Regions from separate parts of the Mus musculus genome. Here regions 1, 2, 3, 5, 6 and 7 are each linked to region 4. Evidence: chromatin loops called from intact Hi-C (ENCODE). Cell type or tissue: heart. All regions are shown on one strand.

What was found. Hi-C counts contacts between places; a loop is a spot of excess contacts. Peaks named below come from ENCODE experiments on the same cell type or tissue, not always from the same donor. Only the 100,000 strongest peaks of a DNase experiment are listed, where the experiment ranks them.
Region 1: it touches region 4 in a loop (9-fold over the local background); 35 of 42 quality-filtered maps call a loop at or near these places.
Region 2: it touches region 4 in a loop (10-fold over the local background); 11 of 42 quality-filtered maps call a loop at or near these places.
Region 3: a loop joins it to region 4, with 5 times the contacts of the local background. A loop is called at or near these places in 2 of 42 quality-filtered maps.
Region 5: it touches region 4 in a loop (9-fold over the local background); 19 of 42 quality-filtered maps call a loop at or near these places.
Region 6: a loop joins it to region 4, with 4 times the contacts of the local background. A loop is called at or near these places in 7 of 42 quality-filtered maps.
Region 7: it touches region 4 in a loop (7-fold over the local background); 19 of 42 quality-filtered maps call a loop at or near these places.

The regions. Positions count from the first base shown.
Region 1 is chr13:115,228,887-115,232,886 of GRCm38, forward strand. No RefSeq gene overlaps it. Among named protein-coding and RNA genes, the nearest start is that of Gm25985, 110 kb to the left of the region's middle. In heart, a CTCF peak has its summit at 1,772 (motif pointing right); no DNase peak of the experiment used is centred here.
Region 2 is chr13:115,285,051-115,289,050 of GRCm38, forward strand. No RefSeq gene overlaps it. Among named protein-coding and RNA genes, the nearest start is that of Gm25985, 170 kb to the left of the region's middle. In heart, a CTCF peak has its summit at 2,500 (motif pointing right); no DNase peak of the experiment used is centred here.
Region 3 is chr13:115,099,418-115,103,417 of GRCm38, forward strand. It overlaps Itga1 (integrin alpha 1), which reads right to left and starts at 2,547. Exons shown (of 29, transcript NM_001033228.3): 1 at 2,054-2,547. The coding sequence starts at 2,114. In heart, CTCF peaks have their summits at 262, 2,263 and 3,545; DNase peaks (open chromatin) are centred at 164 and 2,484; H3K4me3 peaks cover 3,092 bases; H3K27ac peaks cover 2,245 bases.
Region 4 is chr13:116,710,114-116,714,113 of GRCm38, forward strand. No RefSeq gene overlaps it. Among named protein-coding and RNA genes, the nearest start is that of 4930435F18Rik, 130 kb to the right of the region's middle. In heart, a CTCF peak has its summit at 2,310; no DNase peak of the experiment used is centred here; H3K4me3 peaks cover 1,640 bases; H3K27ac peaks cover 1,022 bases; H3K27me3 peaks cover 1,292 bases.
Region 5 is chr13:114,985,199-114,989,198 of GRCm38, forward strand. It overlaps Itga1 (integrin alpha 1), which reads right to left. Exons shown (of 29, transcript NM_001033228.3): 16 at 2,405-2,571; 17 at 932-1,068. Among named protein-coding and RNA genes, the nearest start is that of Itga2, 55 kb to the left of the region's middle. In heart, a CTCF peak has its summit at 2,122 (motif pointing right); a DNase peak (open chromatin) is centred at 2,263; H3K27ac peaks cover 408 bases.
Region 6 is chr13:114,830,109-114,834,108 of GRCm38, forward strand. Itga2 (integrin alpha 2) reads right to left here. Exons shown (of 30, transcript NM_008396.3): 30 at 2,973-4,000. Among named protein-coding and RNA genes, the nearest start is that of Mocs2, 14 kb to the left of the region's middle. In heart, a CTCF peak has its summit at 1,556 (motif pointing right); no DNase peak of the experiment used is centred here.
Region 7 is chr13:114,992,715-114,996,714 of GRCm38, forward strand. It overlaps Itga1 (integrin alpha 1), which reads right to left. Exons shown (of 29, transcript NM_001033228.3): 13 at 1,080-1,223. Among named protein-coding and RNA genes, the nearest start is that of Itga2, 63 kb to the left of the region's middle. In heart, no CTCF peak of the experiment used is centred here; no DNase peak of the experiment used is centred here; H3K27ac peaks cover 471 bases.

The DNA.
Region 1 (4,000 bases), 1.5 Mb before region 4:
AATTCAAATCTTATTATATTGTTCTAAGTAAAATTCTGTTTTTAACTTTCCTTTTATTAGGGACACAGGAGGGCTTTGTTTTCTTAATTTATAAAGATATCTCATTCAAATCAATTGTGATAGAAAAGAAAAGCATTCCTACCCAATAAGGCTAGAAAACTGGATTGTCAAACTCCACCCTTCCCTCTCTGACAGAGTGTGAAGCTAACTCTGGTTGCTCTAGAGTTGGGGGTGGGACAGACCGGTGCGAGCACCGAGGCGGCCATTGTTTCTCATTTCCAGGTGTGTAACATCTGGGGAATGTGAATGGACTGGAAGCACCCAAACAAGGAATTGTGACTCTTCCCTTTACAGCCATCTTTAAAAACGAGCATCCATATTCAGGGGCTCTTCATTCTCTAAGGAGGAGGCCTCTAAGCCAGTATCTCATCAACGGAGTTTCTGCCGTGGAGAAACACTCCCACAGTCTTCTGCTGCCTCCCGCATTTGAGCAACAAGAACAAGTATGTTCCAAGGAAAAGTTTCCCCGAGTGCAACTTTATTAGTAGTGGTTGAATGTAGTGGGCGAAAAAGGAAAGGGGGGGGGGTGGAGAAAAACATTCATTGGGAAGGACTGTGATGGGATGGGGAGTTGGGGGCGGGGTGCAGAGCAGGAATGGGGAGATGGAATGTGGGTATGACCTGAATGTATCGTATACACGTATAGAATTCTCAAAGAATACATAGAGGTAACCGGATGCATAGGTAAAAGAAGATGGCCTTATCTGACATCAATGGGAGGAGAGGCCATTGGTCCTATGGCGGCTCCATGTCCCAATGTAGGGGAATGCTAGAGCAGTGAGGCAGGAGTGGGTGACTGTGTGGACGAGCACCCTCATAGAGTCAAAGGGGGAGGGAGAGCGGGAGCGGTGGGATGGGGGCTTGTGGAGGGGAAACCTGGAAGACGGAGATCATTTGAAATGTAAACAAATAAAATGATTAAAAAATAAAAAGAAAGGTGAACATTTATTTGTCTCCTGTTGTTCTAGAATTAGATGGTACAGTGAGCTGTGCTCTGTAGCGCAGATATTGATTCATTTTTTCATGAAAGTTGTTAATAACATATTTTTTCCTAGCCATGGAATTTTATGCAATGCTCTCTTTGAGCTTGGATCATTTGACCCAAGACCTGCTTACCACACTTGTTTTGTATTCTGTGAAGGTTTTTTTTTTTCTTTTTAAATTGGCCTTTGACTGATCCCTGCTAGCATTGTCACCTACTATGTTACAACATTCACACAGGAGCCAACCTCCTCAGAGGTGAACAGTAATTCGGACTCAGTTATGAATAGAGATAAATCAAATTATATCACTTATTTTGAAAGAAACAACAGAAAGAACATGCAGGACTCCGGTTTGAGACTACAGGTTTGACATCCCCCACTTAAACAAGAGTAAATATAGTGTGATACAAGAGATGGGGTGAACTTCTGAGAGCAGAAAATGAAGCTTTGACACCACTGGGGCACATGGCTGTCAATGAGTAATATCCTTAACAACTTCTCTTGTTCTCGTTTGTGAACGTAGCCTGTGGGATTGCAGCTGCACTATTATAACATTTTATGACTTGCGGCAAAACCGGACACATCTCCTTGCATTATTTTCATCCTTAAGATATTTTCCGTGGCGCCCACAATGGTATCTGGGACTGACAAACGATGGAGGTAAATGAATGACATTTTCTACAAGAAAGCCTGCTCACCGATGCTATTTCCAGATGCTATTTCAATCACGACCACCAGAGGGGAGTATTTACCTTGGAGTCACGATTCTCTTCTCTAAGGAGGCTGCAGGAGGAATTGAGCTCTGTTTTGTTTTGCCTGGGCTGCTGCTTTGTAGAAGTGGTTTGGTCCCTTGAACAGGGAGCAGTTTTAAGTGTTGTGTATCCGTCTATACCCAGTCCACAAGCGTTTCTTCTGAAAACTTTTGAGTCCCCTTTCTTCCAATTCTGCGTCGACATGATGCGTCTGGGTAATGGGTTCCTTTTCAGACTTCATAATTGTATATGGAGATGAGAGTGAGAAATATACTTCAAAATTTTCACTTTGGTTGATGCAATTAGTGTTTTATTAAATAGGGACAAAATCTCGAAGTGGATTGCTTTTAATAAATTGAACCTATATAATTAGACAATGTACTCTTAGAAAATAAGGAAATACTCTATCTAAAAGATAGAAAACACCTGAAATCTCTGTTGGGAGAGATAATTCCATGCAGAAAGGTTGTGTTTTTTCTTACAAATGGAATACAGCAATCATAAATCCAAAAAATAAAGGTCTGGGATAAGCTGGGAACGGAAAACAGCATAGATTCGGGCTCCTCGGCTTTCTGACTACAGGACAATGATTTGTGCGAGATAATCTCTAATACTAGGTCTACAGCTAGCCTTCAAGACTACTTCCAGTCGTTGTGTTCTCATGAATGTGGTTTATATAATTCTGGAGTTCTCACCGAGTCTGTACAAAGATTACTTTGATACAGAAAAGAAATGGGCTGGAAATGAGGGTTCTGCAATTAAGAGTCCTCGTTGTTCTCTCAGAGGACCTAGGTTTAGGTCTCAACATCCACATGATGATGACCTACAGCTGCCTGTCATTGCACATCAGACAATCAGATTCCCCGTTCTGATCTCTGAGGAAACTAAGCACGTGTGTAGTGCACATAAGTATGTACAGGTACCCACACATACACATCAAATAAAGTAAGCAACTCTTTAAAAAAAAGTGTATCTTCTGTCCTTTTTGAGAGAGACTAGTTCTACCCCTACCTTCACCACATTGCTTGAAAACTGGTATTTGGTCTTGAACTTCCTACTGTCTGTTTTTATAAGGGAAGAATAGAGACTCAAGTGGACATAGTTTAGAAGTGGTCAAACGGTGGTGTTATATGTCTGGTTTCTGTTCCATGTTTGGTAAAAACCAAGCTAGTGCCTCAAACATTTCAAGCACAGAATGCACACATTTTTATGAAATTGCTCAGCCTTTAGAAGAACATATCTTCCTTGCTCTAGTGGCTTCATATTGTGGAGAATAGGAACTTCTTCTTCTTGTGACTAAGGGATGCCTTCCTTGCACTCTAATTACTAGAGATAGTGTTTGAAGATACTCTTTGGATGATTTCAAAACAAAAATCAGCATTTCTAGCCAAAGTAACCCAATATGTAATTGCTTGAGACCATACAATTCTATTCAGCAGATCAAATTCTACACAAGAGAGCATTTGGCAAGCTAGGAGTAGAACAGAACGCTGCGCTCCACTGTTCCAAGGAAAAGTTACAATGATTTATTCTTCCCACACTCTATGGCACAGAGTCTTTGAGCTCTGATTATGCTCTTGTTAGTATGTTGGAGCAGAACCAGAACCGTATTCTGAGGAATTTATCTCTTTTTTTTTGTCAATAAGGGTTTTCGTGACCTACCTCAGTGTGGAGAGGGGGTGTCATCTATTCAGTAACATCTTCAGTAGGTGTTTTAATTACTACATGAATCCTACTCAGTGATTATCAAAGAATGGGATTTTTGCTTTCAATCAGCAGCTCAGAATATCTGCACTATAAGCTGTAATTTTGAATTTTATGCGGTTCAGTTTCTACCCAAGTCTTGGTTTTGAGAAATTATAATCAAAGAGGATTGGCAAAGCATGAGATTTATTTTAAAAAATCATATTGCACAAGCAGCTGAAAGAGCTAGATGCAGGTATTTGCACCCAACCAATGGACAGAAGCAGCTGACCCCTGTGGTTGAATTAAGGAAGGCTGAAAGAAGCTGAGGAGAAGGGCGATCTTGAAGGAGGATCAGCAGTCTCAATTAATCTGGACCCCCGAGATCTCTCAAGCACGGGACCACCAAACAGACAGCATACACCAGCTGATATGAGGCCCCCAATGCAATACAGTAGAGGACTGCTGGGTCTGTGCTCATTCAGAGATGATGCACCTAACACTCAAGAGACTGGAGGCCCC
Region 2 (4,000 bases), 1.4 Mb before region 4:
TGCTCAAGAACATTTACCATGGACATTTGTCAGTTGCTATGTTTGTTTGTGTTTTAAATACCCCAAATCACTATTGGTTCTTACCCCGAATTTTCAAGATCTATTTTATGTCATATGTAACAGAAAATGGTGCTCTTCTACAAAATCAATGCAAATAACCCAGGTATGAAGCCAATTTTTTTTTACAAGTTAATTTTTTTTTTAAACCAGATCCTTCCCTCAGGTTATGTTGATTTCCTTTGGCATCTGTAGTGTGTTACATGGCCTGCCTCAGGTTAATCTTAACCCTAACACTTAAATCCTGTGGTCCGTTTTTCTGTTGTCCTTCAAATAATCTATTCTTTAATCAGAGCAGACAATCCAACCTAAATTATTAAACGTAAATATATTTAATTTACAGAAATATATTAAACTTAAAACTGTACAATGCAATGTGCAAAGAAATATGAAAATGCAAACAAATAGGGGTTTTTCCCTTATAGTCTCATTTTCCAATTCTTAATTGTATAAATGATAAAATACTCTGAAAGTAATGTCTGAAATACATACTTAAATGTCATTATTTGATAATAGAATATTTAAAACTACTAAACAACAGAAAAAAGGAATAAATGAAATTTTGTTTTCTAACCTTTATTTCATAGAACTTTTTGTATTATGAGTGGAGAATTTAATATGAGTATTGTACAATTGCCAACATCTCATAGAAAGCAACATATATACATAACTAAAAACATTTATTCAATAAAGTAATTTAGAATTTTCATTAGATTTAGACTACTGTAGAAGCTAATATATGCAATGAGGTCATTCTGTCTAGACAATCTCTATTTAATTTTCTTACCCCAAATCAAGCAAATTGCTTATCTATAGATCTAGGTTCACTCTTCAATATCCAATATGGTTAGTTGCACCTGGGTGTTTTGACTTCCACATGACCACGTGATAATTTAGCTTCATTTATACCTTGCCATGATGACCTCCTTTGAAAACATCTTTGTTATCTAAAAATTAGACCTCAGATAATACAACTGTTGTCAATGAGTTGATAATTTTTCCTCAACATCTGTGTCAATATATTGAGCTATTCTTCTGAAATAACCATTAATGAATAAATTATGTGGGCATTTATATCATATATATTTGCATATACATGTAAAAATATTAAATGAGATGAAGGTTTGGATATCAGTAAAATACTTATCAATATTTATTCATATGACAAGTAGTTTTGATGTGGATTTTTTAAAGTGTGAAATAATATAAAATTGGACTCAAGTGAAGATTATTGATTTTAAGGTTTTATTAAGTATGGAGTAATTGTGTATTTTAATGACTATAATCTTTTTACATCCAGTATATAGTAAAAGCTATTGGTCATTGCTGTTGTTGGGAATTATTGACAGATGCTCTTGAAATGTTTTAATGAAGCCAAGAATTTAACATTTTTCTCTATTTTGGGAATGACTAAAGTGATACTCCCCCCCCCCCCCACACACACAGACACAGGAATTTACAGGCAGTAATTTATGCAACACACAGTGAAAGAGTTTAATTTTGTGAAAAAAGATTTCCTAAAAGTTCTTTGAAAATGATGTCAAAAAGCAGGGTCGGCTAAAAACTAATTCTATTCCAGCCTGAAAATTTGGGGCCATGTTAGTGGTGCTCCAAATCCACTAATGCCTTTGTTTGCTGTTTGAGACCTGCACGTTGGGAGGATTTCATGATGATCCACATAAATTATCCTTATCAGAGTTGCAAACAATTTCTCTCCAAGCGGGGCCATGCTTCTGAGAAATCCAACAGGCATCAGGTTTAACTGATGTTGTCCATCTCAGCAAAAGCATAGACAGATACTGCATTTTGTTTATTTTTGCTGGCCTTGGCTTGTGTAGGTTCATCTCAGATTCATTATTTAGCCTTAGAGGTCTCTACAGATTCAACAAGCATTTGTTTACCACCTTGGTTGGCATTAATAATCTTTGTTAATATTTTACATTTCCCAAATGGTTATGAGTATAATAGAAATGAAAATGTACTCAACATTTCTCTTAATTATGGTATATTTAAGGCTTGCTCAGGGTTTTTCATAATTGAACAATATGTTTCAAAAACAGTTATGTACAAATTACGTCTATTTCATTTTATATGCAAATTTGCACTTATACAACTATGTAACCATTTTAAGGCTTACATGAAAACTCAAATATTCATGAGAAGAGTAGTATTGTCATTTGTTGCACTATCACCTAATCTGGATTTCATAGTAGTTGAAGCAAATATACTTTTATTTAGTATGACACTAATTCTCTGCAAATTTAATTGTGTGAATCCCTCAAATTGAAATGGTTCTCCATTTATTTTCTTAGCAAAAAAAAAAAAAAAAAAAAAAAAAAAAGGTTGATTGACAGTAACGCTTTTGTTTCTTCTGCAGTGTGGCAATGATAAGATGCAGACAACTGTTAAATACCAGGGGTACAATAAGAGCTTGCTTCACTTACTTATTCCAAAAGAGGGCAGCACACGTCTGGTTTATATGCATCTTATATGGATTTATGTCTTTCAGCCAGTAGTTTTTTTTTTTCTTTTTTCTTTTTCTGAGTAATCCATTCCTATTTTAAAATTATACATTCCGTTCTACTGCTAAAGTATGAAGAAAATAAATATATGATGAATAACAGACACTTGTGAAAATGCTTAGAGAAAAGAAACAAAAATCTTACCAAAGAGGAAATATAAAAGTGACAAAGGCCAAAACCTCTCCCTTCATGTTAAGTCATGTTAAGACTTTCTGTGGCACAAAGCAAAAAAAAAAAAAAAAAAAAATTCAATCAAAACTGAAATATTTTCATTTCATTTTTCTCTTTTTCTCATATCATTACAATTAATAATCACTGAAAAGATAGCCTGGTTATCCATAAAGAATCAACATCACATGCTATAAAATCAGCTCTGTATTTTTTTTAATCAGCGTGAATATAATTTCTAGCAAAATTTTATCATGGGAAAAAAAAAACACTTTTTAAAGTGACAAGCGAGTTCTGAATTTCAGCCCAGTTCAAAGTGTCAGCAGATGCCAGGTATGAAGACCTGCTCTTTGTTGAACTTTTGAGCAAATCTAGACCTGAACGGACAGGAGAAGAGGAAGCAGCAGGTACTTTTCACAGTTTCCCCTGGCACAAGCTATACCTGAAACTCCTGTTCTTTATACACTTGAAGAGTTGTCCTTCCACACCTTTGTGCAATGGCTAATATTAAAAATATCGTGCCTGCAGTTGTACAGCTCCTTAGTAATGATAATAAAATAATAATTTATTTTTAAAAATTAATTTATTCTTTACACTCCATATTCCATTCCCCCCACCCACCCTTCATCTGCTCCACATCTCACACCTCCTCCCCACCCTCCTGTCTCCACGTGGATGTCCCCACCCCACCCCACCTGACCTCTAAACTCCCTGGGGCCTCCAGTCTCTTGAGGGTTAGGTACATCATCTCTGAATGAACACAGACCCGGAAGTCCTCTACTGTATGTGTGTTGGGGGCCACACATCAGCTGGTGTATGCTGCCTGTTTGGTGGTCCAGTGTTTGAGAGACCTCGGGGGCCCAGATTAATTGAGACTGCTGGTCCTCCTACAGGGTCACCCTCCTCCTTTGCTTCTTTCAGCCTTCTCTAATTCAACCACAGGTGTCAAATATCTGTCTATTGGTTGGGTGCAAATATCTGCATCTGACTCTTTCAACTGTTTCTTGAGTCTTTTGGAGGGCAGTCATGATAGGTCCCTTTTTGTGAGTGCACCATAGCCTAAGTAATAGAGTCAGGCCTTGGGACTTCCCCTTGAGCTGGATCCCACTTTGGGCCTGTCACTGGACCTTCTTTTCCTGAGGCTCCTCTCCATTTTTATCCCTATAATTCTTTCAGACAGGAACAATTATGGGTCAGAGTTTTGACTGTGGGATGGCAACCCCATCCCTCACTTGATGCCCTGTATTCCTGCT
Region 3 (4,000 bases), 1.6 Mb before region 4:
GTTAACAGTGTGGAACCACCAAAGACGCCCTTGCCCTAATCCGTGAAAGTTGAGCGTATTACCTTTGAGGAGAAAGCAGACTTGGCAGAGAGATTGAATGGGCATTCCTAAAGAGGTACCGAATAAATGCAGGGAGGGACCCAGGGCAGGTAGACCTGGAGAAGATGCGACCATGAAGCGGGCCAGAGAGGAAGACTGAAAAACTGCATGTCAACTTTTGAAAGTAGCCTCAGGAAGTGGAAGGAAACGCCCTGGTGGGGGGAGTGGGGCATGATTTTTATCACAGTGTGACTTAAAACCTATAGAACTGTAAAACTGTAAATACCGTGTTTTAAGCCAATAAATCAATGGCAACTTATTGCAGCAGCAATAAGAAATTGCCTGAATTTGGGCAATCTGTTGAGAAATTTGGATTTTTATCTGAGAGGGCAATCTCGAACTACTACAGATGATCTACTTCAAATAGATACAAGAAAAATATTTGGTAGGTGGGTCCGAGGGACAGTTTAAGCTCTGTAGCATCATTCCTAAATGGATATGTCTGTAAGACTCCAGATTAACTGCTGAGTCCATGGTTTTTAAGTATGAGTAACTGATAAGGAAAAAGTCAAACCCGGGATACTTAATGCCTTGTGTCTTGTGGAATGGACATAAATACACTAAATATAAGGAACCTGTCCGCCCTGGGTCAACCATGCTCTAAATATTATACACTAATAACTGGAGCGTACTTTAGAAAAACCTGCCGATCGGCCTCTTTTAACTCTCATCTTGGATTCAGCAAAGCATGTCATACCAATGTATATGTGAAACTGTAGCTTTCTCATCCCCACCCCTCCTTTTAGAGAATATGGAAGTTTCGTTTGCACACTGACTGAATGGTTGGTAAAATGGGGAGGAAAAAAAAAAAAGATACAGCTTGAGTAATTAGTAAACAATTCCGATTTTGCAAAACATCAAGATACAATCTCTGAAAGTTAGGGTTGGAAGGGACTCACAAGCCAAGCTTGCATCAAGGGTCAATGCAGGAGCCGGTAGGTTAAAACCACTCCTTGGCCTAGAATGCTGTTTAGAAGTCACCACTGTTTGGATTCCTGGGCATTTCCTGAAGAGTGGGAAATGTTGGGATGAAAGCCCGTAGCTCGTTAACTGCCCACACCACTTTACTATGACAGAGGATGGGCTTATTAAAACTCCATTTGGAAGTGAATGTAAGGGTTCTCAGTGCTTAGCCGTCCACTGCAGGGTTAACTGGCCCTATGTAATAGTCCAATGTGAAATTAACTAGTTAGGCACGCCAACAGTGAAAACAATCAGGCAATTGAATATCATGTCCTGTTAAAGAAAGCTACTAATTGAAGAACTAAAGAAGTGATAAACTGTGCTTAAATCCTTTCACTTGGACACCAGCTCAGTTTCCCTCCCCAACTGGTAACTACAATAAAGGCTGTGAGCTTAGCTACTGTTAGGGAAATCGGAAATGTCCCCACATTTCTCTCAGTTGAATAGAACACTGCAGTATCTTTTAAGAAGGTACTGCACCTTCTTAAGAAACGCATTTGTATTTGAAAGACAGCACTGCGACATTTGGGTGCTAAACATTCAATTTCAAAATGTTCCGCCTCTTAGGAGCTAACGTAGAAACGTCATATTGGGACAAGAAGTAGATTTGTCTGGCATGCCTGTCTTTCCTTGTTCTTTGGCAGAGAAGGTCCTAAGTATTAAAAAGGAAGAAAATGCTATCAAGTTCACTTCTGAGCAACCCTAGGGCAGGAACTTTGCACACTAATCAGACGCCTCCGGTTACTCTCTCCCTTGCAATAATTCAAATGCCTAAAACACAACGCACAACTTAAAAACAACTTTAATTAGAAATGCCAGATGTACTTGGAAAGTTCTCAGCACCTCCTCCCTCACGCGGGCGCTACCTTCAGTCCTTTGAACTGACAGCTGTACCTGAGGTCCCCTCTGGTTTGCCCTTCTGCTATGTGTGTCACCCCTCACCAAAGCCCCAAGCCCCACCAGAGATGCTCAGGAAAGCAGGGTCGCTCACCGGTGAGAAGCCAGATGCAGGCTACAGTGACCTCTAGGCTAGCAGGACGCCTGGGGACCATTGCTGGAGTGGCTGCTGGAACCAGCGACGTACTGGTTCGTGGGCAGGAGCTGGCAGGAACAGGCAGAAGCCAGGCGCCGGCGACTTGCGCTCTGGGTCACTCGGTGCGGTCTCCGCGGGTGTCCGGCAGCGGCCCCAGCGGCTGCAGCGCCCTGGAGCGGTGGAAGAGTAATTTCCTGTGTTTTGGTCGAATGCTGCTAAGCCCGCTCCACGCTTCTCAGATCCCAGATGGATTGCCACATCTCCCGCCCCTTTGCGCTCAAGTCTCTGAAATCTCACTGGCAGCCACCCAGGCTCTGTCCGAGACATGGACAAATAAAGCCAACTTCGCGGGACCGTGTTTAGGCTAAAGTCCACAGGCAGCAGCAAAGCAAACCTTAAAGGGACATCTGCCTTTCACTGAGAGGGCGATCTTGCTTCACGAACCAAATCCCAAAGGTGGTTGGAAGGCGGGGCTGGACATTCAGGAGGGTGTCGCCAGTCTAGTAGCCCCGCCTTCGCACCCCAGGACTTCTCCCGGATCTGGGTAGAAAGGGTACTTTCAAAGTGCCCGGGCTTTTACTCCTTGCTGGGAGGCTGCTTTCCTGTGTCCAGCTGCGCAGAATGGATCAGACTCGCAAGGAAGTTAGCCCTTTTATGCTAGCGGACTCAGGAACTTGGCCTTGGAGCCTTCTCGCCTCCAGGCATCCTGGCCACCGGCAAGCTTCTCGGAGGGCTTTCCTTTAAGTTACAGAGAGCTTGCCTCTTTTAGAAGACTCCTGATTAAAGGCAGTTGTAGATAAAGGGTTTTGATGGGGAAATCACAGTAAGACAGCCAGGAAAAAGGGAGAAACTAGACTGGGGGTGGGGAAGGAAGAGTTAGGGAAAGGGGGTGGGGAGGAAGGCAGTCTCCCTTGAAATGGAATGTGGACTATTTTGTCTAAGCTAAATTAGGATGTTTGAACGTTGAGAACTTGCTCTAATAGAAGCCAAGGTATTGTTTTAGGTTTTGTTTAGTTTTCTCCTTCTCCTTCTCCTTCTCCTTCTCCTTCTCCTTCTCCTTCTCCTTCTCCTTCTCCTTCTCCTTCTCCTTCTCCTTCTCCTTCTCCTTCTCCTTCTCCTTCTCCTTCTCCTTCTCCTTCTCCTTCTCCTTCTCCTTCTCCTTCTCCTTCTCCTCCTCCTCCTCCTCCTCCTCCTCCTCCTCCTCCTCCTCCTCCTCCTCCCCCTTCTCCTCCTTCTCCTCCTGGCTTCCTGTGCCTGGTCACTCATGATCCCTTCTAGCTTCAACAAATATGTGTCATTTTCAAGTGGCTTAGCACTTTTGAGAATTTCAAAGAAGAGGAAGGAATGGATGAGTGGGGTTTGTGGTTAGAGCCCCTTGCAGAAATCAGTCCAAGTTAGCAAATACTGGGACATCCCTGTCCAGAGCAGGACAAAGTAGGAGAAGGGTGCCACCCAAAGGAGGACCCACTGTCTAGACTACAAGGCAGGGAGCATAGATAGGGACTGGGAGTGGGGAGGGCTGAAGAAGCACACAGGTATCACTAAGTAAACTGCCAAATAGAGAAATACAGAAGCGACAAGGGGAAAGGACAAATGTTAAAGAAGTCTGGTGGCACACGCCTTTAATCCCTGCACTTGGGAGGCAGAGGCAGGCGGATTTCTGAGTTCGAGGCCAGCCTGGTCTACAAAGTGAGTTCAAGGACAGCCAGAGCTATAGAGCTATATAGAGAAACCCTGTCTCAAAAAAACAAGAAGAAGAAGGAGGAGGAGGAGGAGGAGGAAGGAGGAGGAGGAGGAGGAGGAGGAGGAGGAGGAGGAGGAGGAGGAGGAGGAGAAGGAGAAGGAGAAGGAGAAGGAGAAGGAGAAGAAGAAGAAGAAGAAGAAGAAGAAGAAGAAGAAGAAGAA
Region 4 (4,000 bases):
AGAAATTTCCTAGATTTTTAATGTTTAGAAGACAAAACATAGTCTTCCTCTTTAATTATCTCCTCTCACATTGCTCCAGGCAAAAGGAAGAGGAAGGAAGAAGAAGATTTAGATTGGGGAGCGACCGAGGAGTATTCTTCTAAATCTTTTAAAGTGGCTTTATTATTTTATTTTATTTTATTTTTACCTTTGGGATTCTTTGTTATTTTAAGGTTCACTTGTAAGACTCTGGACTCCACTCTGAATAAAACATTTTTGTTTTGTTTTGTTTTAGCTTTCCAAGCTGACATAAGCGTTGGATCATCAGGTTTTCCTTTGTCTGCCATCGGTGTAAATAATAGCTTTGAGATTAGCTAATTAAGGGGCATTAATCACTGATAGAAAGGGAATAAATCAAAGCCTTGTTCTAAATTTCAAACTTGCCCGTGTAGATGTGCATAGCTGCTCTATCTGCAGCAGATAGGTGCTGTTTGAATTACTGGTCTTCAGAGTAAACCAAATCCACTTCACTTTTAAAAAATGAATATTGTATTTATACAGCCTGGCGGTGTCGTTACATTAAGCCCCCTCCCTTTCTTACTCCGTTTCATAAACACAGTGTAGACCACAGCTATTATGAGTTAAAAAGAGTCACATCCGTGGCTTTCCCCCTTAGTGCTATGCTTACCTTTTTGAGAATGGAGAGGTCAGCTGGAGAGGGGGAGAGAGAGAGAGAGAGAGAGAGAGAGAGAGAGAGAAGGAATAACCTAAAAGTATAAAGACAGAAGGATGATAATGTGTGTGGAGGCTTGAGGCGCGTTTTGAATCAGAAAACTGTTTCTGTAGAAGTTTTCAAGAGGAGTGACAGGTACAGTCCCTAGGCCACATTCTCTGAGCCCTTCTGCTTAATACCTTAGCACTCATTAGGTTCTGCTTTGTGAGAAAGGAAGCACTGAGGGCGGTGTGGGGTGTGTGTGTGTGTGTGTGTGTGTGTGTGTGTGTGTGTGTGTTGCTGGGTGGACTACGGCATTAGGGATGCACACTGAAGCTTGGGAGGCTCCATTCTCAGGTCTGCAAAGATTTGGGAGTTTGAGTCATTTCGTTACGGACCAGAGAGATTTTTTAAAAAATAAGTACAGCCATAAAACGGCGAGCGGGTCCTTGGAATAAACTGAAAATCTAAGTCCTCAGAGCCAGTCAACACAACACAGCAGATAGTACAGCACCAGACAGAGACCTGAACGCTCTTAGCTCCGTGTCTGTGCTCTGTGTGAGCGCCGCCCTCCTCGACCTTTGCGCATAAAAACTTGTGAGTTGGGGTTTCTCATATTCTCTTCCTCCGCCTCCTGTTAGGCCATGTCTCCTTTTAGCAGCGACTCCCAGCTGAGGACCCAAGTTCAGAATCTTCTCTATGTATAGGACCGAAAGTCAGAGTGGTGTCCCAAGGGCCAAACTGGAGATCTAACCTTCCTGGAAGGTCTCCCTTGGAAGATCCTCCCTCCCTCCCTCAGCCCTCCAGTCTGATGTTTGGAGAAAATCTCGCTTCCCAACCTCCGAATCTCATTACTCGGTGGGTTCTGTCCTTGACTGAACAAGCCTGGCTGCCAAGGGCAGGTGCCAGTTCGCTGGAGGCTAACCCTGTCTAACAGCCCCGGCTGTGCACCCCCCTCCCCCGCCCCTCTGCAGCTGCCCTTACTTCCCTTTTTTTAAATCTTTTAAAAACTCCAGAACCCTCATCATTTTTTTTAAAGGTCCTCAACGTACCGTGTTATTAAAAAAGAGGCTCTGGATCTGCAGGGGCGTTAGCAACCCAGGGGGCTAGGGGATAAGGGGACCGGGGCAGGCCCCGGGAAGAGGCATCTGGAAAGGAAGGGGGGACATTTGCATAAAGCTTTGTCTTGAACGGGCCGAGGGTTATAACGCTAATTACTCAAGATTAATGTGAAGATCGGTCTCCATTGCTCACTAAGATTTATTTAAACACCGAACTGCTGGAGGTCCAGGCTGTAAACCATCCCACCCGGCCTCGGGGCGGGACTTTCTCCTTGTGTGAAGTTTTTTTTATTTTATTGTATTTTTCCAAGTCCACCTGAGACAGAATGAGAGCTGAGGCGGGGTGAGAGGGAAAAGCCATTCTAGAGGATATTGTTCTCTAAAGTAACACCTCCGGGCCTCGGATGTATAAACAGACCAAGTGCATTTCCCAGTCTTTTCCCTTTGCAGACTTTCAAATGAAGGAAAAAAAAAAAAAAAAGCAACAAAACAAAACCTTTTAGCGTTGTTGGTACAGAGCGTAAAGGAGCAAACTTGGTGCTGGCGCGCCTCCTAGTGTCTTCAAAGGGAAGAGAAACCGTAAAGGCACGCTGCTCCACTAAGAAGGCATAGAGCCCTGAGCTGGCTCCTTCATAGGATTGCTGACAGTCATGGGGGCATGACTGTTTTATGCTGAGCATGCACACGCACATACATCCGCGGCTGCGCCCAGGATCACAGTCAGAACTTCCGGTATTCCAATTCAGACTATAAGATCGAAAGTCATCTTCTCTCAAAATATGTACCTCAAGGTAGGGAGAGTGGAGAGCCCGTAGTTAAAATTTTTCTGACTTTTCCAAAGTACTATCAGACTAGAGCCCAATTTTTAAAAAGACGTCGATTTAACACTTAATTTTTTAATGTATCTTATTTGATAGATATTATTTCCCTGTAGAAACCCTCAGGATTGCTATTTCTCTTTAGGTTCCTTGGAGATGTTGCAAAGATGATATTAATGTATGGAAAACTGAATTTTGCGCTTTAGTATCAGGCTGTGACTTGAAACAACTGGAGACTTCAGAGAATAATTTCCTGCTTTGCTGCTTCTTTCCTTGGGGGTAAATTATGTTGTGAGGAACTTCAACATCAATAAAACAACGACCTTAACACAAAGCTACTACTGAGAGAAGGGCTAGAAGAAGCAGTGGACTGTAAGCCAGAAAGCCATTGACTCCTTTTGGACAAATAGTTTTCCCAAAGGAGCCTTCGTTTTCTGTAAAGGGCATAATCCCAGTTAGCTTGCTAACACATCTTCTGCACTCAGAGAAAGTACAAACTCCAAACACACAAAGAACAAACATGGCTTTACTGAGAAGCCTGAAGATATTTTTATGAGGTGTTGAATTCATTTCCCGAAGAGACAAGTCATGCAACCCAGATTTTTGAACTTTGCTTTGAAGTGTGGATGATGTTTAAGGTTTTTACAATATCCTTAACAACATTTTTAAAAATGTTAGTTTTCATTGTCACTTAAAAAAATTCTCATCTGGAATATTTAGGCAAAAGAGAACCCTCTATAAATAAAGTGCTTTCCTTTTATGGTAATTTACACAAGGATTTGAGTCATAAAGGAGCTGGGGGAAAGATAGGGCATACAAATAACAGCAATGATGGGAAATACACATTTCTGGGTATTTGTCTGATTCCTGGTATCACTCTGAGAATTTTATTAGCCAAGACTTGAACTTGTAAAGCCATGGTTTCACTCTGAAGATCATTTGTCCCTAATTATCCCCTGCCTTCCCTCAATTTACTAGAAGGACAGGTGTCTTTTTTTTTTTTCTTTGCAAGATTTTGTTAAAAACAAAAGTCAACATCTTTCAGGAATATACAACTGGAATTCAAAGTCTCACTGGATAGGACCACAACTTAAAACTACAGTAGAGCCTCCTTAATTACCTGATATATTTTGGGGTGACATATCAGGTACATGGTGACACTGTATTAATCCTCCTGATATACTGTCTCCACCTACAGTCAGAACTGCACAATTAGAGATTCTGATGAAGCAGAAGGTGAAAAGGAACAAGTTTTCTGAGGTATTCTTCAAAATGTATCAATTTATTGGCAAATATTCCTGAATGGAAGAAAGAAAAAAATGTCCATAAAGAAGCAAGTATTTGATGGTTGTCTTATTTAACCAACTGCTCTGCAGTCCAACCATAGGTGTCACCTTACATGCCCACTTTAGTTCAGGAAACTGGAATCC
Region 5 (4,000 bases), 1.7 Mb before region 4:
CACTTGTCACTGCTGTCATAGTCACCGGATGCTATGACTCTGTTGTGGCATCCCTCTGCTGCTGTGGCATACTGGAACATTCTCGTCGTGAACCTAACCTGACATCACCTTTCAGCCAGCCCTTGCTTCACTGAAGTGGTATACCATGTTTGACAGGTATACCTGTTTGACAAGGGTTATAGGGAAAGTGGAGGCACTAGACTATGACAGGGCACTCTCTCGAGCTCCAAAGAGGGACCTGATATTTCCCCTGCCTGGATATACCACCTGAGCTATGTGGCAAAAACGTTGATTCTCTTGAGACCTGGTGCCAATCATCAGTTTCCAATACTTCTGGGAAAGTGGCTCACTTTAAGAAGAGCAAACTCTTCAGATGAGTACTTTACTCATGTATATCTAAATCTACGGAATTTTCCAGTGCATAATAATATGGAAACGATGGGAATGTGATTAGTATTTTCCATTTCAGTAAGAACCATAATCTGTCATGTCAAAAACAATGCTGTGAACTGCCTCAGTAACCCTATGACAATTTTTATTTTATTCTGATCCTCTGAGACTAAATGAATTCTCCCCCCTCCCCCAGTAGTACAGAACCCAGGGACGCAGGGATACAAACTGTATCCCATTCAGCTCCAGACAAAATGTTCAAATAGCCAATATAAGGCAAAGAGATCTTGTAACATTTGAAACTAGGCGATTTCTTTTGTCATTGGTCCTTGGACAGAGCGGACATGCTGACCTTGTACACATGGCTGCAGTCACCATCAGCAGCCTGCAGCCAGATGTGTCTGATGCTCATCAAATTCTATACAAGTCCTAACTCGTCAGTTCTCAGTTCTTAATAACCAAAGAGAAGGAGTGACTTCCCATGAGTGCACGCAACACTCGCACGTTGGAGAAAGGCAGCTGTAACACAGGATTTACTTGCCAACATGTAGAAGGAGTGCCTGATGCATTCGGATTCTCGAACGGTGAGGTTTCTTTGAATCCTCCTTTCCTGAGTTCCAGAAAAAAAGCTCCGTGATATCTGCCTCAGCGAATCAAGGGTGACACGGTACTGCAGATCTACAAAGAGGAAAGGAAAACTGATAGACACTCACCTGATCTACTGTGTTGAACTAGCGAGCAAAAGTTCGAGCAAGTGAATCAGTAGGAGATCCTACACAAAGAAGACCTACATTGCTACGATAAAGAGATAGAAGCTCTCATGGGCATAACCTCAAGGGAGTCTATAGAATGGCTCTCAGACTTGACCATGCACTGAACATTTACGTTATAATTATGTGTAATATATGTATGCACACACACACTCACATAGGCATACATGTGAACTCTGATTTATTAACTAAGTCTTCATTTACTCAATTTCTGTTTTAAATAATTTTTATAGTTTAGAGATACTGGAAAACTGCCTGGAATACTGATTGACTTCAAATAAATTTCAATAGAAAAGAAAATAAACAATGACCATTTTTTTTACCATCTTGTAGAAATGCGTCAATTAGATTATGACCAAAACACTAGGAAAGTCCATAAAATAAGCAAGCCACAGTAAAGAATGTGAGTGAGTCCTTTTTCTTTATAAGAGGACAACAAATCTCCTTTATGTGCTTTATTAAAAAATATAAAATAGTGTTGCATATGAAAGCCTAAGTCTTTATGGCTATCTCTGCATTTCATTTGCCTTTGAGTCAAAAGACTATCAGAGAGGCACAACCAGAGAAACTTAAGACAGTTTAATCTTAAAGATTAGTGAGTTTCCTTATTGCCTTTGTATTTTGTTTGTGGAGTAAACCACAATTCTGTAGCCAATGGCCCTCACAGTTTGACCCCAATGTATTTCAACATCAATGAAGACTGTCTTAGAAAGCTCAGAACACCAGGCAGAGGGGACACACAGGTTGACACAATACATCCAGCGTCCCCCCCCCCCCGCCTCCGCCACCAAACTATAACCCCCCATATGTGGCTAAAAATAGAAGTCTGATCTCAGTGGGAAAAGAACAATGGGATCAGGGCTGGGGCTGGGGAGGTGGTGGGGCAGGGAGGGGTATTTGTCATTTGAAATCATCAGGTCATCTATAATACCAGCCTTTCCCAGGAGGGGGCAGTAGAAGGGAAATGATTCTTTTTTAAATGCTATCTGTGAGTGTTTATAAACATATGGGGAAGCACAGGAAAACATGGAATTTTGAGGTCATTGTGTTCAGATATCTCTTTTCTGCTGCGGAGTTGACTAGGCTCCCACTATTGTTCCTCCTGGAGCAGGAGTGGTTTCAAGGGTGGACGCACTCACTGGGCAAATGTCATGAGCAGTTTATTATGCTTGGGAGAGGCCATCATCCTGGAGCCAATGAAGTCTCCGCTGCCCCAAAGTGCACGCGACAACCATAATGCTTACCAGCCTCGTAAACTGAGTCTTCTTTAGACTTCAATTTCACATGAAAACACATTGTAGCATTTATGCATACTGTTTCTTTGCCCTCCACACGGCAGTTTTTCTTTTGAATATTCACTTTGTTGGGTTCAAAATTCATGGTCACTTTAACTACAGCCACATCTCTGGCCCTGCAAACACATAAACAGTGAGATGACTCGCACATTGTTGCATTTAACTTGCTAGGGTAATGTGGGTGCATCAGAGGACACTCTGCTTTGTATATTATATGTGCTTTCACGACTATTGTTCTGCAATGATTGTTTGACTGAGAAAAGATTTTATCTCCTGTCCTCGGAGACCCCTGCTGTTTAGAGCCATCTCAGATGTTTAGTTCAAAGACAGAAGACTTTGTACCAAGTGGCCGGGTGTGAGCTCGGAATCAAAATGGTATTTGGGGGATCTGTGAGTTAGTTTCCAATGAGGAAATGGTTCAAAGGCATCTAGAAAACTAGTTGTCCCTCCAGCACCTCCCCCCCCCCCCCCCCGGCTTTCCCTAAAACTCTAACACTTCTCTGTTCTCTGTTCTGTGACACGGCCTTGCTTTTGTTTCTTGGGAGAAGAATGATGTTTGAAACACTGAGAGTGTGTGCTGTTTCACGTAACTTCCAAGTTACTTTAAAACTCCAGGAAGAAAACAGTCATGTTTTCAATTATGTACTGTCTCAAGTAGCATGATCAAACCTTTAATGTTCCCGTCGTCTGCCTAGGGTGTGAATCATCTACTGTCTGAAGTGTCCAGCTTTACAGTTTAATACAACATCATTGTTGTATTTATTTTTTTTTTTTACATTTCTGTTTTTTTTCCCCCACTCCTTGTGTGTACGCATATGCACGCAGAGAGCAGCGGTTGATGTTAGGATCTTCCTTCATCGATCTCAGTTGCTCTGTGTCTGAAGACAGTCTTTCTTTGGATGGAGAGGTCACTGATTCAGCTAGGCTGCTTGGCCTGTGAACAGAGGGCTTCTTGTTCGCCCACCTCTCCTGCCCCGGGTACCAGGTGCATGCTGTCATGCCTTCTTTAACGTGGGCGGTGTGACTGAGAATCCCTGAAAAGAAGCTGTACCTGCAGAGGCTGTCTGACTGACGGGAGCTGCTCTGGTGTGGAAAAGCTGCCAACCTACAAGTCCACAGCCCGATTACCTTAACTTGGCCTAGTTTTAGCTCAACTCTGCTACACAGCTCATGTTCTGTAACTAAAAGACAAAACCCTTTCAGGAATCTATTAACTAAGAAGTCCGGTAGCTTCAAGCCGACCTAAAAGCTAAGAATGTCCTCAGATGATATCTGAGGCCTACAGGGGAGACTCTCCACTTTGCTGTAATTGCCAGTCTGAGATACCTGGATTTATGACTTTGTTCTCTTACTGTAAAATTCCACAAAACTGCTTCCACATGGAAACCCACTCTGTTAGGGAAGAGTTAAATGACTTGAATTCCCAAGACTCATATTTGCTTCAAAATAAACCAAAATAAGTCTTTAACTCCTCTGAAGTGAGAGCTTTTTCTTTCGTTGACAGTGGAAGGAATCCACACTTGGGCCCTCATGTGGTGGTGCAAG
Region 6 (4,000 bases), 1.9 Mb before region 4:
TAGAGATGATCTCAGAGTGTGAAGCCATCATAGTCTACATAGCTAGTCCCAGAACAACAGGGTTACACAGAGAAACCCTGTCTCAAAACAAAACAAAACAAAACAAAACAAAGACAAACCAATCAACAACAAACAGATTGTCCTATTCAAATGTTCTTTAAAAGGACCTTATTGAAGATCATGTTTTTAAAGAACATAGAGCAGTTAGAAATGGTTTTAAAGAATTGTTCTATCATTAAGTAGGCTTTATACAGTGTGGGACCCAGCCTGTGCTTTTAAGTCTCTGGCACGCAGATGTAGGATGTGACCTGAGACGTGCTGGAAGAACCGGAATAGAACCTCGTTGAAAGTTTGCAGGGCCCAGCACTGGAATCCAACAGATGATCCACTATTCCTTACCGTAGCAGGAGTGGCAGAGCGAACTGGTTCCTGAGAGATGAAGGGGCTGACGTCATCCTGACACGCAGTAGTTGCCAGTTTGCTCTTAAAGCAGGTAGAGGAATAGTTTTAAAAAGGAGCAGCGTCTTTTACAGATTGCTCCCTTTGGACTGTGGCTGTGGTTCTGAGGAGACTTCCCGCAGGAAACACGACCATCGTGAGCTCATGTGTATGCTCATGTGTATGCTCCAGATGCCTTGAGTGGTAGAGAATGGACAGGCTCTTGTCTGCACACGAGACAGTAGCAGATGTCCACTCATTGACGGCATCTAGAGCCTCTAGATTTTTATCCTTTGAGTAAGGTCATGCAAGGTCACAATATGGCTTCAGAATGTTTTGAGAGAAGTGGTTACAGAGCCGTCATTTGGGTCCTGGTTTTGACAGTTTGAGTGTGAATGCCTGGGCTAACAGGATGTCTGGGTGAGGCTTGAATCTCGTTTCTTTACTCCCCCTTCATAGTCCAGGCCTCGTGGATTACAGGCATCACCTAATGGCCACGCTGCCTCTGCCTCTACCACTTCCAGCCTAACACATCTTCCTAGTGAGAGCTTCTCACAGGTACTGGGACCCCAGGTCCCAGAGTTACCTCTGCGATCCAACAGAGTAGCCTTCCTCCCAGCTCCCATTCTGCTCCAGGCTTGCTGCTTTGCTGAGGCTGGTGTGGGCAGGCTACACCTACCTTTCCTAGGTTAGTCTTCCCTCTGAGATGTATGTGCCCTGCTTCTCTTTCTTCTAGTCTCTGAATGTTATCTCTAAAGAGAGCCTTCACAGACTGCCCTGCATGAAAGTGGAATCCCGTCCATCTCCTCTGTCTCATATTTGCTACGGTACCTAATGCTACCTGAAGTACTGCATGCAGTAGCTTATCACCTCCGTTAGCCTCAGCTGCACGAGGTTCACCAAGGTGCCTAACCAGTGCATGAGGTTATAGTATGTTCTCAAATACTTACCGAATGAATACTTGTGCTGTTGGCTTCACATACTGTGTCTCAAATGGAACACACTTGACATGGAAGTGGTACCACATACAGATGTGAACCAGCATCTGATTAAATTTAATTGGGCAAGCAATTCTAGACTACTGTGTGTTGTAATTAGTTGGATCATCCAACAGAGGGCAGTAGATGCAGGGCTATAATTGTGACTGACTTAAATCCTGTATTGACTTGAATCAAAAAGTTTAGTTTATTGTAGCCATTCTATAAGGCTGGAGTGGTCTTTAAGTGAGACCTAATGTCTGATCTTTAATTGCTATCTTATTAAAAAATGAAAAGTTACAATAGCACCCTATTAGGGAGAGACTGTTAAGGAATAATAATAATAATAATAGCACCCTAATAGGGAGAGACTGTTAAGGAAGTGTTTATACTTTTTAATACTAATATAGAATTAATAAATATATAAAATAATAAATAAATATATAATATATAATATGTTATATAATTATTTATATAAAATTATATAATATAATATAGAATTAATTAATTAATTATATAATATAATATAGAATTAATAATAAAAATAGTAATAATAAAATAATAATAAAAATAATAAAAAGTGTTTATAATTTTTAATACTAATATGGAATTAATTTATAATTAATTAATTTAATACTAATATAGAATTAATAAGAGGAGTCACTTACCTTTTACACATGAATAAATATAAAATTATACAGCGACCTGTCTGGGACAGATGATGGCTTTGATAAGGTTTAAATACCAGCATTGAGAAGCAGACCACCCTGACCAACTAACTGTTTGCAATTGACATCTGTTGGGACATTAATGGACATTAATGGAGTGTCACTCAGTTTATCAACCACCCTCCAGGGCAGACCCTGTGGTGGTCAACACAGTGGATTCCATGCTTTTTTGTGCTACTTTTGTTTGTTTTATTTTATTTTATTTTATTTTATTTTTGAGAGAGAGAGATAGAAAAACACAGATAAGTAGGGAGGTGAGGAGAATCTGGGAAGAGTTGAGTAAGGGGAAAGAATATCTTGAAAATACTTTGTATGCAACTTTTTAAATACCAGAAAACTAAAACCAAAACAACCTTTTTCTTCCCTCCAACATTGTATCTTAAACACAGTTTCAGTGTTTGGTTTGGTTTTGTTTGGTTCAGGTAGAAGGCCACATGAAAGAATGCCTGATACCTAATTGGGAGCTATTTTATCATTGAGAGGAGGGGCAACACCCTCAAACTTTTCCTGAATTTTGCAGCAGTCTGCCATGCACACAGTGATGGCAGTCTGTAACTGTGTCCAGCTTTAATCTGCAGTGTGCTCATTTCAGTGTGTTGAAGTTTTGAAGCACTTAAGCCCCTCCCCCACTTAATATTCAAATGTTTTAATTGTGCTTTGCAGGTTGCAGCACATCAGGTGCTTTCATTTTCTGTGAGAACAGAAACTTAGGCAGCTGACAGCTCGAGTTGCCTAGAATTAAACTTTGAATGTGTGCTGAAGCGAAAGCAGTCCCTAAGACGTACTGATATGTGTAGTGTTGCAGTAAGAACCCAAGGAGAGAGCAGCGTACTGTCAAAACACTTTTAATGATACTTAACAACAGGGTATGAAAAGGATGATTTACAGTTAAATAAAACGTTTCTGTCTGGCTCTTGGGCTTTTCTTTATGTCAATTACTACAGTTTGATTGTTTTTAAGAAGTCAGATAAATTCACTAAGTTGATACACAAGGAAATACATCCATCTTATATACTTTTGGTGGAGAGAAAAATGACAAGACACATTTAATTAAAACCAGCAAATATTACATCTTACCAGGAGTACTTATCAGTTGAGAAATAGGACAGTTTCCTCTTTAAAAAATAGACAATTCTAATACAGCTGTGCAATATATACATTTACGTCTCGGCTTCCTTTGCCAAAATCAAGTACAAACAATACAATCTATATATTTACACAATGGCTATGTCTTTATACTTTAAAGTAGTAAATATTGTACTTCCAACTTTCCCCCCATGTTTATCTTTTGCCTCTGGATGTTTTTCCTGCTGATGGCTCCGCCCTTCCTGAAAGTACATGAAGGGTGAGTCCCTTTTGTGTGTAGAGTTGTTCTCTGTGTGCATGGAGATAGATGAGGGAGCTCAGCTGAGAATCCTGCCTTCTGTTCAATGAAATCTTAGTGAGATTTTCACATGTCGGGTTCAGCTATGTATCAGGAATAATCACTGAGGTGACTAGAGTAAATTGGCCTAGTTGTCTTTATTCTTCACAGTTAAAGAGGCAAGTTTCACTGTCGTGTAAAAATAACACTGCTAACTAGAAAGGCATCTGCCCAGTTAGACGGTCATAGCTTGCTGCTACAATGAGTGCTGTGTGACTTTTAAGTGAGTCCCATTTCTTTATTAGACTGTGTCACTGTGTTGCTGTCGTGTGGTGGCCATGCAAGAAGCCACTCAGGTTCTTAAGATCACATTTTGTGATCTACCATTTATGAGATGTATATTTTACCCTGACAACTTTGAGTCCTATAAAGCAAAGCTGTGGTTGAATGGACCACATAATTTCCTCTCAAATACAATCTACCTGACCCCCAAT
Region 7 (4,000 bases), 1.7 Mb before region 4:
ATTCCAACAGACTCTTCTTGATGAAGCTAAGGCTATAATTAGTTGCATGTTTTCTGACTTACTAAAGAAGCAAAAATTAAGTCCTCCATTGTGTGCCCAGGGCCCTGCTTCACCACAGCATGCTTCTTGGCTAAGAATCTTTGTTCATTCTCCACCTAAGGACAAAATTTACTCTGTTCAAACAGCAAAGGCTGCCTGGAGTGGAGGAAAACAGACACTGCTAAGAGAGAACATATTTTCTTGGAGAAAAGAGAGAGAGGGGGAGAGAGGGAGAGAGGGAGAGAGGGAGAGAGGGGGAGAGAGAGAGAGAGAGAGAGAGAGAGAGAGAGAGAGAGAGAGAGAAAGAGAGAGAGACATCACAGTTTCTTTCCTCAAATAATCGCACAGGAGAAAGCCAAGGAAAAGATAGGATGAAAGGTATGCAGTCTATGATTTAAAATAATTACCATACAAGAAAAAAATTAAACCAAAACAAACAAGCAAACAAAAACACAACACAAACCTGGCCACTGGCCTGTCTGTAAATTGCAAATATCCTTTTAATTAGTAAGGTAAAAATTACTTCACACAGCAAATGATGTCTAAAATTAGGACTGAAATACAAATCTCTCTCCACCTGGCTACCAGTTTCGAAACCCACTGTGTCTCCCAGGAAGGACCTGGTATCACTGCTACTAAGTTGATTCTGGCTATTGCCATGGTAACCGTGGATGTCCCTCAACCTATGCAGGCTGGAGCTCATAAATAGGTTATGAGTAGGATATTTACCACATGAGCGTTATTTGCATTTCTGTTACTTACCTTTCATATTCTGGTAAAATAAAAAGAACAAAACAAAACTCTATAGTAAGAACAGAAACAAAAAAACATATTTCATATGTTCAAGCAAAACAGAATTAAGGTCTGAAATTAGTTAACTTGGATTCTAAATGTTTCTTTTGAAACTGTGAAATCGAATGGGCCTAGCAAAACTTCTTAGATCTTTTTTTTTTTTTCTACCCGCAATGCATTCGAGCAGCATTAGTGGAACTAGGGGAAGGAAGGCATTTTCTGGATTCATCAACCTCAGATGTCATTACCTGATTCACAGCGTACACGTACACCTTGCCCTGTTCCTCTTTCTCTGTCCCCATATACATGGGAGCCCCGACGAGAAGCAGATCAGTGTAAGAATCTTTGTCGATGTCAATTGTGGTTAAGACGCTACCAAAGTAGGATCCGATCTAGAATACAAAACAAGCGGGCATGAGATCTCGGAAGCTCACCCGGAAGCGGAAGTCTGCGGGTCTAGAAGAGATTGCGAGAGCTGGTGTCAAAGGCAAAGCTGGTGTCTTATAAAACTAATTGTGCAAACCAAGTCTTCTCTAGGCTGAAGGATGAAGTGGTCCTGACTCTGAGAAGGACAAAGGGTGAAAGATTTTAGTCTAGAAGTTAGAGACCTGCCTACCTTTACGTCTATCGCTACTGTCTTTGCTTTTCCACATATCAGACCAGGACTACAGTGAAAAAGAAGAGATTGTCAAAGGTATTCTGGTATCATCAATGTGTAAATACGGTAACGTGGGAAGGTGCAATAAATGCGTGGAAGTAGCTAAGTCCTTCGGCAAAAGCGCAGAGTATGCTGCATCTTGGTCTCTAAAGAGTGCTTACTCTGAAGTGGCTACGTTGTGGTTCAACAGCTACGAGGGATAGAAAAATAGGAAAAGATTGCCTGGGCAATCCTCTTGAACAACATTTTTAAGAAAATGATTTCTTTTAGCAAAGAACTGGCATCACACTATCTAAATGCTTAAAGCTCTTTTCACGTATTGGCCTGCATTGAATACTTCACATTCTTCATGTTTCTCTTACAGATATTCCCGTGCAAGTGTATTTTTGTCGCTGCGCATATAATTCTGCATCTGTGCCACATATAACTTTTTTTGGTGGTCTGTGAGGGATTGAGACAAGGTCTTCCTCTGTAGCCCACGCTGTTCTTGGACTTGTGGCAAGTCTCCTGTCTCAACCTCAGACCACTAGGATTAGAGGTGTAAGCTACCATGCTCACCATAGACAGCACTAGTTTTCTATCCCTGAGAGCTCCTTTCTCTCCTCTCAACCCCTAAACAACGGCCTGTCCCACAGAGCAGACTGGTCCTTTCTTTGGGTTCTCCTCGGCTTGATGAAGATACTTCTGCCATGCTCTCACTACTTTGCTACTGCACACTGATTGTCTCTGGGCTCCAGGCTCCAGGCTAGACATAAATGTGAGGAGGGATTTTTTTTTTTAATGTTCTTTCAGTGATTCTCTAAGGTACCATTTCACAGACATTTGAAAGGCTTACAATTTTTTTAAAAAAATTTAAACTAGTTAATAATGATGATGATAATAATAATAACAATAATAAATGACTCTGTGCGTCCTCGCTCTGCTGGACATCCATCCCTAGTGTCAGAGGTGTTCTGGAGCTGAGTGTGAGCTCATGAGCTGCCCCGGTCCAGTTTCCCTCTTCTTCAATCTTAGCCCTGGCAGCTTCTGTCATTAGAATTTGTGTTGTCACAGGGAACAGGTCGAAAGATATAGTGTTCTTAAATCACCACAACTTCATGAATGATTGAGCTTCTAAACCTGGAGCAGCCTTTTTTTAATTTAATTTAATTTAATTTAATTTTATTGTCTTTTTTTTCTCTTCAGAATCTAAACAGTCTCAAAGAATTTATTGCTTAAAGCAAATGATCTGCATTCTCTTTTACTTGCATAAGAATGTTCACATGTTTTACATTCCCCTTTACTCACAGACGTCTTCAGAATGCTAACAGACTTGAGTTGTCAACAACAGGATATCATTTTTTCCTACTCTGCTTCTCTTACATTCATTGACTCCCATCTCTTTTTACCTCTTCTCTTTCAATTTCATAATATTAATTAACCATCTTAGGTTCTTTGTGTGTCACATTTGAGCTCTACCAGTGGTCTATTTTATTGTTGATGAGTTTATGAGATACAATGAGTTTAGTAAATACAAGTTAGTACATACGGCTAAATTAATAAGAATGCTTTAGCCTGAATATGAGAGACTACCTCTGACCCCTCTGAGATTCCTCTGGAGTCTGCTGAGAAGAGTCTCCCTGAGCTGCTGAGTGATGCTGATGTAGGTGAAAATAACTTCAATTAGAATGTGACATTCAGGCTGGGTGGAGTTAGAAATGAACTCTGTGTACTTAATGGGGCTTCTCAGACTGTGGTGGCCCCTGTGAGTTATGGCTGTACTCTCATAAAGGACACGGGTCCTCTGGGGCCCAAGCCTGTCGCAACAGGGCTGCCTGTAGACCTACTCAGTCTGACTCTCCTGATACCTGGGCTACAGGTTAGAATGGCTGCAGCCAGGATTCCCACAGAGGAGGAAGATCTTACTCAGCCTTGCCTACCAAAACCTGAGCAGATCCTGCCCACCACATCCTTGCAGATGGTGGGATGAAGTTAATGAATTCTCACTGTGGCATGCTTGGAAAACCCATGAAACTAAGGGGAAAAAAAAAAGACAAAAATCTATTTACTATTCAAAACTAACCGCTGAATAGCATAGTTAGACATTTTTCAGTCTAAAACACTATACGTATTGACATTTGCCTATTGTGTATAGAGTTTCCTAACTAATTTTAAATATTTAAGGGTATTTTAAAGAATTTTCCAGTTTTACATGGTGCATACAATTTCTCATTCCTTACAGCAAGATCTGGTGTTTTGAGATGGGTCTTTCAAATTTGAGCCAGTTTAGTCTTTCAAAGACTGAAGAAGTTCTTGTCTACATCCTTCCTCTCCTTTTCAGGTCAGCAATGCTCACCTCCTGTGACCTTCCTGGACCAATCCTAACCCAAAGCTTCTATTGTCTGCATGCACCACCAACACAGTTGGCAGTTTTATGCTTCTTGATGTTTTAGACCTTAATATTTCTTATATATATATTGAACATAACCCCATGAGACATCTGCTAGCTGTACGTATCTGCCTCTGCCTCCT